Regions from separate parts of the Homo sapiens genome. Here region 2 is linked to region 1. Evidence: read pairs that join two places in POLR2A ChIA-PET (ENCODE). Cell type or tissue: MCF 10A. All regions are shown on one strand. Region 1 overlaps BABAM2 (BRISC and BRCA1 A complex member 2). Region 2 holds the start of LOC124907745 (a long non-coding RNA gene).

Evidence for each region. Peaks named below come from ENCODE experiments on the same cell type or tissue, not always from the same donor. Only the 100,000 strongest peaks of a DNase experiment are listed, where the experiment ranks them.
Region 2: POLR2A ChIA-PET joins it to region 1 with 14 read pairs; 4 of 35 experiments call an interaction of 5 or more read pairs at or near these places.

What each region holds. Positions count from the first base shown.
Region 1 is chr2:28,221,794-28,226,793 of GRCh38, forward strand. All of the region lies in intron 7 of BABAM2 (BRISC and BRCA1 A complex member 2), which reads left to right. Among named protein-coding and RNA genes, the nearest start is that of BABAM2-AS2, 86 kb to the right of the region's middle. In MCF 10A, no CTCF peak of the experiment used is centred here; a DNase peak (open chromatin) is centred at 2,998.
Region 2 is chr2:28,278,377-28,283,376 of GRCh38, forward strand. All of the region lies in intron 10 of BABAM2 (BRISC and BRCA1 A complex member 2), which reads left to right. LOC124907745 (a long non-coding RNA gene) reads right to left here and starts at 4,636. Exons shown (of 2, transcript XR_007086254.1): 1 at 1-4,636. In MCF 10A, no CTCF peak of the experiment used is centred here; no DNase peak of the experiment used is centred here.

The DNA.
Region 1 (5,000 bases):
TCAGAATATGCCCAATCTCTGTTTCAAGTCTAGAGTTGGGTTGGTGTGTTTGTTGTTCAGGCAATGAGCATGCCTGCAGCTTAACAGTTTCAGAATGTGATGGGAGCGAACTTAAGGGCTCGCCTTGCTCCAGAGTGACCCTGATCCCAAGTTGGTTCCTAATGAAATGAGGAAACATCCAGAAAAGCAAGTTGTCCTGAGTTAGCCCCAGACTGTATTGAGAAGCAGTCTTGGTCTTGTTGGGAAAGGGAGGTGCTGATGTGAGCCTGGGGCCCCATCGAATGGCCGGAAGCTCTGTGGTGGACCTTACATATTCTCATGCTCAGCACTTGCCGGATGGCCCAGAAGTTGTGAACCCTTCCCTGCCCTCTCCTCTAAGACTCTAAATGCCTACACAGGGTTCTGTGGAAGTGTTATTTTTGGAGAGTACTAGGAATCCTGAGAGTTAAGAGTGTCTTGAACTGAATCCTTACACCAAGAGGCCTAGATTGATGGAGAGCCCAACCAGAGAATTCAAGATAATCTCCTCATGTCGGGGTCCTTAACCTTTATCACATCTCACCGAAGTCCCATTTGCCATACAGGGTAAAACAGTCATAGCTTCCAGAAGTGAAGCTATGAATATTCAACATGTGATTCCACGTGAGTCTGAGCGAAACTACTTTCGGCCCATTGATGCCATGGATGCAGTATTGATACCTTCACATGCTGCAGGGGCAGGAGATAATAGCTATGGGCCAGCCATACAACTTTTCTCATAAGTCATGTTTGCATTCCCCTTTGTGCTATTAATACTGCTCTATTAGTACATGTTTAGTGTTTTGGTTTTGAAGCCTTAAGAAAACAGTAGCAATCCAAATTCTCAAGCAACCAAGAAAGTGGTTTCCAAAAAAGTTATTAGGCCAACCTCAATTATATTTGGCCAATTAAATTGGCATTGTCCTTGTCTACAGTTCCCAGAACCCCTTCTCTTCCTGACTAAATCTTTCCCTTTCTGTTGTGTCTTGTGTCACTGGTTTAAAGAAAGCAAACACATCCATCTTCTGGAGTTATCAGGCGCCTCAGTACAGGTTCCCCTGAGTTCTAGGCAGCCTGGACCATGAGGCACCCTGGCCCTGCTTCCCCGCAGGCCCGCCCCGCACTCTGTCTGGGGAAGTGTGGGCCCTTGTTACTATTGTGGCTGTTTTGAATCATCTATTTTAGAGAATTGGCTAAAAATAGTATTTAAATTAGTGGATATTTTTTAAAAGTAAAAGATGCAGGTAAATAAATTATGTTATTTAGAAATAGATTCCTAGTTTTGCACAGATGGATATTAACAGAACTGAACTCCCACTTCCCTGTTATTAAGTAAACAGGATATTTAGTAAGATCAAATGTTTTTGAAATGATAGCAATCTACTGAATATATCTTATTTTTGTTAAAACACTAACCACACTTATAGCCTCCTCAATTCCCTCTTCCCAGTCTGCTCCAGAAAATGGTTCCTCCTGCTTTCCAGCTGGTTTGGGGAGCACACTGCAGAGGGGGACAGTGCCCCCATCCAGTGTCTGTGTCCTGCTCCCCATGCTCACCTTTGTGGACATTTCCTGGGGCAGTAGCTGGCACCAGGGCCAGGCACCCGGGCTTGGCACCTGAGCTGCATCAGCAGAATGGGGAGGAGAGAGGGTCCTTACAAGCAAGCACCTGCCTACAGCCCCTTAAACTGGCTCTGCCCTTCTTCCCTTCATTGTTCACCGCCTTGACTTGATCGTACTCTCTGCTTATTGGGCAGCTGTGGTGGGAGTGAGAGTAGAGGTCTCCAGAGGGGACAGGAAGATCAATGGGCAACTGGAATGACACCAATAACTCGGCTCTTCAAGGTAGAACTGGGGCCAGGCTGAATGTTGCCAAAATTAGAAGAGCAGCAACTTTACCTATTAACTGAGGTCTTTAACTTCTGAGGATAGAAGATTCCTTCTGTATGGTTGAAACAGCATTTCTCAGGGGTGGGGCAGTCAGGTAGTCTGTCCTTTTAGTCCATATCAGAACCAGCTATGAGCTTTTTTCCTTCTTTTCAAATAACACATTTCTCCACCCTGAGATTCCAATATGCTATGCTAGAACAAGGGTGGGAGAAAAGGTATGTCTCCTCCCACCCCTTCCTCTCTCCCCAAGAGAAATCTCTGAAGGGAGGTCACACTACTTTGGTGTTCAGGGACAGATACACTTCTACTCACTGCTTGTATATGCAACAGATGATGTTGAAGAAGAGGCTATTTCCCACATTAACCAAAGTGGCACATGACTCCATGTGAACCAAACCAAAACAACAAAAATACTTACCTTCAAACAGTTTAATTTACCCAGTTAATCACAAAAGATTAAAAAATTGCTAAATCAGAAATTCTCTACCTGTAACTGATGTTTTCATTGATGATGAATATTAGAAACATTAACTATATCACATACTCCCTGAGGACATAGAGTGGTGACTTGCAAATGTTTTGGTTTGGAATTGTGGCACCTTATTGTTGTCCCTAAATGGTTTACATATTGCACACATTTTTAATTTAAAAACAAGAAACAAAACAACCACTTTAATTTCACGCAAGCCCTTTTGTGATAACTGCAGACATGAGTGTCATAGAGCCAGACCCCTGACTTGCTGCCAGTAAAATGAATGTGTCTTTAAAATTTTTGCAAACAAATTTAGTCTTAACTCTTCTCTGGCTTACTAAATTGTGGGATGCTTCGTACTTCAGTTTGCGGTACTTGAGCTTTAGAAGCGTGCCTGAATGGTGCTCAAGACACTGCTGTGGGCCTCTGCTGACAATGCAAGCTCTCACAAAACTGAACGTTTGGCCCATTTACCATAAAGAAGCAAACAGTCCCCATCCTAAGGACAGGCCTAGCCTAAGGTTAACAGTAAGAGCAACATTTTGTTGCTTCATTTTCCTATTAAGCTCTGGGTTGCTGATTGAAGCAGAATTCCAATGTTTTGACACACCACCACATTGTTAGCACGATAGGGAGGATTTGATTATGGGAGAACAAGTCCAAAAACGGTAAATTGACAAAAAAAAAAAAAAAAAAAAAAATCTGGGGCCCTGTTTCTCAAGGCAGCTTTTGTGGTTGCATTCCTTTATTTGATGTGGTTCTTTCCTTCTCCTGTGCCAAACGGTGCAATGTGGAAAAATGATGAAGTTGCAAAAAAAGGAGAGTGGATAGGGAGTGAACTGTTTAGTAACAAGAGAAAGAAAACAGAGCTTAGGGATCAAAGACAAAAATACCTGTTTCTCCAAGTAGGAAGAAGAAAATTAACTCAGGGGTTCTTTCCTGAAGCCTGGATAAAGGCTGAGCCCTGCTCTCAGCTGGTGCTGCTTAGGCCAACCCGGGCTGATCGCAGTAGAGACAGGGCAGCCACAAGCTGTCTGTAGGTGAGAAGAGCAGCAGCTAGAGAAAGGGCAAGGCTGAGTGCTATGGGTTCCCAAAGACAGTCGGGCTAACAAGGGTGGGCGCCAGGGAGGAAGGATGGAGAGCAAAGGCTGCCTTCAGCATCAGACTGAACACGGTTAACACCAGCCAGCCCTGCAGGCATCAGAATCCAGAGGAGGAAGCATCAGAATCGAAAGGAGGAAGAGGCTTCCATGCAGGAACAGGATTTTATTTATTTACAATTTGAAGGCTGGATAGCTTCTCTATTGTGTGGTTTATGACATTTTCTGAGTGTTAAAATTATCTCTTTTTGCACTGTGAAAAGAGCATATATGATTCATGTTAATATTTCTGAGGATCAGTCACCAACTAACAGCTAGTATTTTGGGTGGGAGGAAGGCTTTTGTAGGCAGCTTTTTCACCTAACATAGAAGTTAAAAAGCACCAGAATATGCCTCAAGCTTCGTTCAAAATCATATAAATAGCTCCCTCTTGCACAGTTACAATCTAGTATGGTTGTGAGAACTCCCACAGTCCACGAGTTGCCTAATGCTCACCTCACCCTTGCCTGAAAAAAGCTAATTCCTGTGGTTTACCTGCTGATGGAATATAGCTTCTAAGAAGTTTGACCAAAGGGCCTCTTTTCATTTTTGCTAATAACCTATTCTAGGGGGGTGGGGTTTGCCTATATTTCTTCCTGGATACTTTTCGTACTTTCAGCATCTGTAGAACTGTCAAATATTTCTATAATCCTAGATCAAGAGTCAGCAAACTAAAACCTCCTGGCCAAATCCAGCCCACAGCTAAGAATGACTTTTACATTTTTTAAATGGTTAGAAAAATATTTAAATAATAATGTTTCATGACTCGTAAAAATTACATGAAACTTGAATTTTAGTATCCATAAACAAAATGTTGTTGGAACACAGCCGTGCTCATTCATTTACATATTATCTGCGGCTGCCTTTGCACTTCAGCAGGAGAGCTAAGTAGCTGCAATACAGGCATTATGGATGCAAAGATGACAATATTTACTACCTGGCCTTTTACTGAAAAAGTTTGCCAATCCCTTTCCAAGACCGTTAAACTCTTCTTTTCCATAATGACTATTTCCATAAAGATATATACATTTATTGGCTTTTAATGTTCATTTAGAAATTTGACTTCCATCTCTTTTTTATATTCATTGGACTTTAATACTACAAATATTTTTTAAGTGTCTAATATGCTTGGCATTATTCTTGCTAAGAATAATGAGGTTATAAAAGTGAACAAAACAGAGGCAGATCCTCATTCTGGAGGAGATTATATTCTAGTGAGGAGTCATGGGGGGAGATGATGAGTGAATACGTGTAGAATGTCTTATGCCACGGAGAAAACGACAACACAGAAGACCAAGTACCAGAGATGGAAGGGGCTTATCTTAAATAGATGGTTCAGGAAGCCTCACTCAGAAGCTGACATTTGAGTAAGACCTGAAGCAGGTGAAGAAGCCCGCCCCGCAAATGGCTGGGAAGAGTTCCAGGCAGAGAGAACAGCAGGAGAACTGGGCCAGTGCCCTGAGGTGAAATTGCCCCAGCTT
Region 2 (5,000 bases), 57 kb after region 1:
GAGGAAAGGAGAGATTCTAGAAATACTTCAGAGTAGAATCAAAAGGACTTGGTGAACACTCAGATTTTGGAGGTGAGGGAGAGGGAGGAATTGCAGATTACTGTATAACTCCTAGCTAGGGTAGCTAAGGAAAGAGTGGAAATTTTAAGAGTACCAGAATCTGGAGGAAAGTGAGTGAGTTTGAATATATTGAGTTTGAGGTGTTTATGTGATAAGCAGATGGAGATATTCAGTAAGTAGCCAAAATTGTGAGACTAAAGTGGTGGCAGTAGAAGCCACAGAGCTGGTAGAATTCCCACAGGATGAATCTGTGATATGAGGGGACTGAAAACAGATCTGGGAAAGGCCAGCAGCTGGCGATGGGCTGAAGATTCCTGATGGAGACCAATCAGCAGCAGAGGGGTGAGATGAGAACCAGGAGAGAGGGCACCACGAAGGCAGCAGAGGACCGGATCTGGGGAGGTGCAGGTGACAAGGGAGAGGAGCATGAAAAGCATTTGCTTCAGTAATGATGGTGCCCATTGATGGTGTAGAAAAAGAAACACTCATGCCTTAGAGTAGGCGGAAGCCAGATGTGAATGGGCCACAGAATTCATTCACAGTGAAGGTGAGCCCGTCCTCTTTTGAGAATTTGGGGAATTAAAAGAAGAGTAAATGGGCAATAGCTAGTAGGGATGATAGTCAAGAGGCTGCTTTACAGGATGAGAGAACCTTCAGCATGATGAGAAGGAGCCGGTGGAAGAGAGGTTGGAATTCCTTGGTATGGAGTTCGGCTTCCTCTGAGCAAAGAGGTTCTGCTGCCTGAGTGGCCCCTTGGAGCCACTGAGGAGTTTGCCTTTTGCTTTCTCTGCCACCACCAGGTGAATAGGCGGCTTGGGAGGTGAAGCCTAGAGTTACCCTTGGACCTGAGGTTTCGTCAGCCGGAAACCTCCAGGCAGTTCAGCAGTGATGCACATCAGCAAAGCAGGGCCATCCATCTTGTGAGCTGCTTTTTGTTATCTCCACTTTGATTATCTCCTAAATAAAAATGGCACAGTATGAAACAAAATAAAGCCTGAGTAGGAGCCAGTCAGTCCTTCCTCCAAATCCCAGCAGCCTTTCGTGCAGCCTCCTGTTTTAGCATTTCTCATACTATATTGGGATTATTTTGTTTACTGACTTTCCCAAATGATGAGCCCTCTGAGGCAGAGTTCATTTTTGCTTCATCTCGAAATCCCCAACTTCTGTATTCAAACTCCTTACCCCTTACCATAAGGGTTAGTGCAGACAGGGCAGCTCAAAGGCTTTTTTTTTTTTTTTTTTTTTTGAGATGGAGTTTCACTCTTGTTACCCAGGCTGGAGTGCAATGGCATGATCTCAGCTCACCGCTACCTCTGCCTCCTGGATTCAAGCGATTCTCCTGCCTCAGCCTCCCGAGTAGCTGGGATTTACAGGCATGCGCCACCACGCCTGGCTAATTTTGTATTTTTAGTAGAGATGGGGTTTCTCCATGTTGGTTAGGCTGATCCGAAGCTCCTGACCTCAGGTGATCTGCCTGCCTTGGCCTCTCCCAAAGTGCTGGGATTACAGGCATGAGCCACCACGCCCGGCAGAGGCTTTTTAAGTAAATGTAAAAACTCACATACCTTTTCTTATTTGACTTATAAGAACGCATTTGGTCCTAGTCTCATATCAAATCATAACTAATTTTTTTTTTTTTTGAGACGGAGTCTTGATCTGTTGCCCAGGCTAGAATGCAATGGTTTGAACACAGCTCACTGCAGCCTTGACCTCCTGGGCTCAAGCAGTCCTCCCATCTCAGCCTCTCAAGCAGCTGGGACTACAGGCACAGGCCACCACACTCAGCACATTTTTTTTTATTTTTTGTAGAGATGGGATCTTGCCATGTTGCCCAGGCTAGTCTCAAATTCCCTGGGCTCAAGCAATCCTGCTTTAGCCTCCCAAAGTGCTGGGATTACAGGTGTGAGCCACTGAGCCCAGCCTCATAACTGATTTTTAAGTATTTAAAAATCCCACAGGTCATTCTTTAACATGCTAAAAGTTGCTCTAACTCTCAGTGGTCTAGAGTCCCATGGTCAAGAATACTCATGGTCACCTTCTTTGAGTTTCAGACAAACAACTCTCTTTTTGTACAAGTCTTAAACTGCTCTGCTCTTTAAACCAAATACATACACACATACACAGATATAGTTAGATACAGATGTGTGTGCATATAAAAATATGACACTCCTTAGTAAAATATTCCTCTAGACCTGGGGTTCACACATCCCTCCTCCTGATCCGTGCTGGTGCCTACTCAGGCACTACTTTGCAGATTTCTCTTCTATGAGCTAAGGTTTTTCTGAGCTAAGGTCAAGCGGTGACTTAGCAAGTTGAACGTGTAATGAACCAAACCTGTTTTTCCATGGAACCAATAATAATTAATCTAGAATGAGCCATTTGGCCTCCAGAAACAAAGAGATTTCCATCACAGAGTGTTGGTGAGGGGTCATGAGTAAGGCGGGGGGGCAGTGAGAGCAGCTGTTTTATTGTGAGAGTAGCAGGCAGGCTGAATGAGAAGGGGTTAGCTGTTGAGTCCACATCAGGCTCTGCTGCAGTGTGGCCAGGGTTAAGGTACTTTATTTTAAAGCCCTTTGGAACTTTCCTTTCTCTTTTATTTCCAATCTGATTTTTTTCATCTGTCCTTAAATGCTCTGTGTATATGAACTTCAACTTCTTTATTCAATCCCTAGTCTTTTAACCTGAGCTTGATGGGCTATACCACACCTTAGAAGGAAAGGCTACCTAGGCCTCCCCTGGGCTGCCCCCACCGGCATTCAAGGATTGTATTTTTATCCAGGAGACCTGGGCTGGTCCCTATGGAGGAGGACAAGGGGCACAATTAAGGTAATTAAACTGGCCTCCACGTGTAGGACAGATAGAAGGACAATTCTTGGAGGTAGACAAAGCTTACTGAATTGGTGTGATGTGATTGGTATTTAGGATTAACCAAAAGTATATTTTGCTGTATGAAATAGGTCAATACTTTAAAAAATATACATTCCCATTCTGTTTATCCATGGCGGAAGTAAATGTGACCCCCCCGAGCCCCACCAGTCTCCTCCCAGCAGGATATTGTCCTGTCCTCTTCAGAATGGGAGCCTTTCCAGAGATGGAAGCAGCAGAATGAAGAGTACTCAAAGTGACTCAAAGGTTTTGCATTTGGCAGAATATTAGACCCAATCTGATGGTGAATGGGGAGCAGGTTGTAACTTTTATTTCGGACGTGTAGTATAATTCTTCTCCAGTTAGTACCAGAACATTCTAGTGGCATCAGAGCCACTGGATTTAACATCTGAAGGCTTGAATTCAAGGCCAGCTCTGTCACTTAACTAATTCTAAACAAGCTACTTTGTGTTCCTGAGTTTCAGCGTTCTTGTCTGTGAATGGGATGGTATGCCCATCTTGAAGACACAAATGAGACAATACACATTTGACCTGTAAAGTTTATATGAGGACATCCTCCAGGCCTCTGAAATTATCAGACTGGAGCAGAGGTGAGCAGTCAGGGAAGGATATGGAGATTTTGAAGGCTTCAAAGGTTACTGACAGATGAGACTTTCTGAAAAGGAAGTGCTGAAGTGCCAAGCCTTCAGGCTTAACAGGTCCCTCAGCTGAGCTTTGGGAGTGAGGGCATGTTAAGCAGATGGAGAAAAAGAGGCAGTAAAAAATTTAAAAGGAAGAAAAGTAGCAGATCAATACAGTGTTGTGGAAACCATGGGAGAAGAACAGAAGTGAGCAACAGTGTCAGATGCCATTAAAACCCCGTAGATATAACCGTAAGATGTTTTCCCAACCAAAAGGAAGAAAACAAGGACATGGAAACATCAAAAATAAAAATTCTTAAAAGTCTGAGCTCATCATGCCCTTGAGCTTAACTTGGTCTGAAAGACAGACATCATACTCCTCCTCTGGTCCAAAACGACTGTGTTTATCAATCTCTCAGACTTTTGTGCTTTCTTGATCAACAGCCAGAGATGTGCTTGCCTATAGCAACCCCTGGCTGAAATGGTAGATCAGCCAAAATGCCCAAGCAGAAGCTCTTTCCACAATGTCAGAAACAAGCAGTAAATCACATTTATAGCACTTGTAGATACAGCATGGGCTCCAGACACAGCAGGCAGGGTCGAATCCTGGCCCCATCTCCTCACAGCTTCAAGTTCTCTGGCTTGCCCAAAGCCAGGCTTACTCCTAGTAGAAAGGGGCGAGGGGGAATCATATGGCAGAAAGTATCCAGCACATTGTAGGTATTCAATAAATGCTGATTTTCCTCCTTTTTCTTAGCATTAAGAAAGTATTTATAGCCGGGCACGGTGGCTCATGCCTGTAATCCCAGTATTTTGGGAGGCCGAGGTGGGCGAATCACGAGGTCAGGAGTTCAAGACCAGCCTCGCCAACATGGTGAAACCCCATCTCTACTAAAAATACAAAAAATTAGCTGGGCATGGTGGTGGGCACCTGTAATGTCAGCTACTCGGGAGGCTGAGGCAGGAGAATCACTGAACCCAGGAGGCAGAGGTTGCAGTGAGCCAAGATCACACCACTACATTCCAGCCCAGGCAGCAGAGCGAGACTCCGTCCCAAAAAAAAAAAAAAAAAAAAAGGAATGAAAACAAAACAAAAAACCCCATGCCTAACTATTATCTGTAGTAAGAGATCTTTCAAGCACAGATGAATCAGTAACCCAAAGTCGTACAGCTATTGTAGTGGCAGTTACTGTGTTCCTGCAGGGAGATGTACTGTTAAATACAGTGGCCTTGTAGTGTGTATGTACCTCACTGGGCTTGGAATCAAGACCCTGGGCTTCTCTCTGTGGCTGCTGAAGCAGTTGAGGCAGTTCACCACTCTATAGCGTAATCTCATTTGTAAAACGGAGAGTTGATTTCTTGGGCTCCTTTTTGAACTGTGCTTTAGCAAGTATATCCTCTGTTATGACAAGACTCAGAGATTTTTAAGTAAAT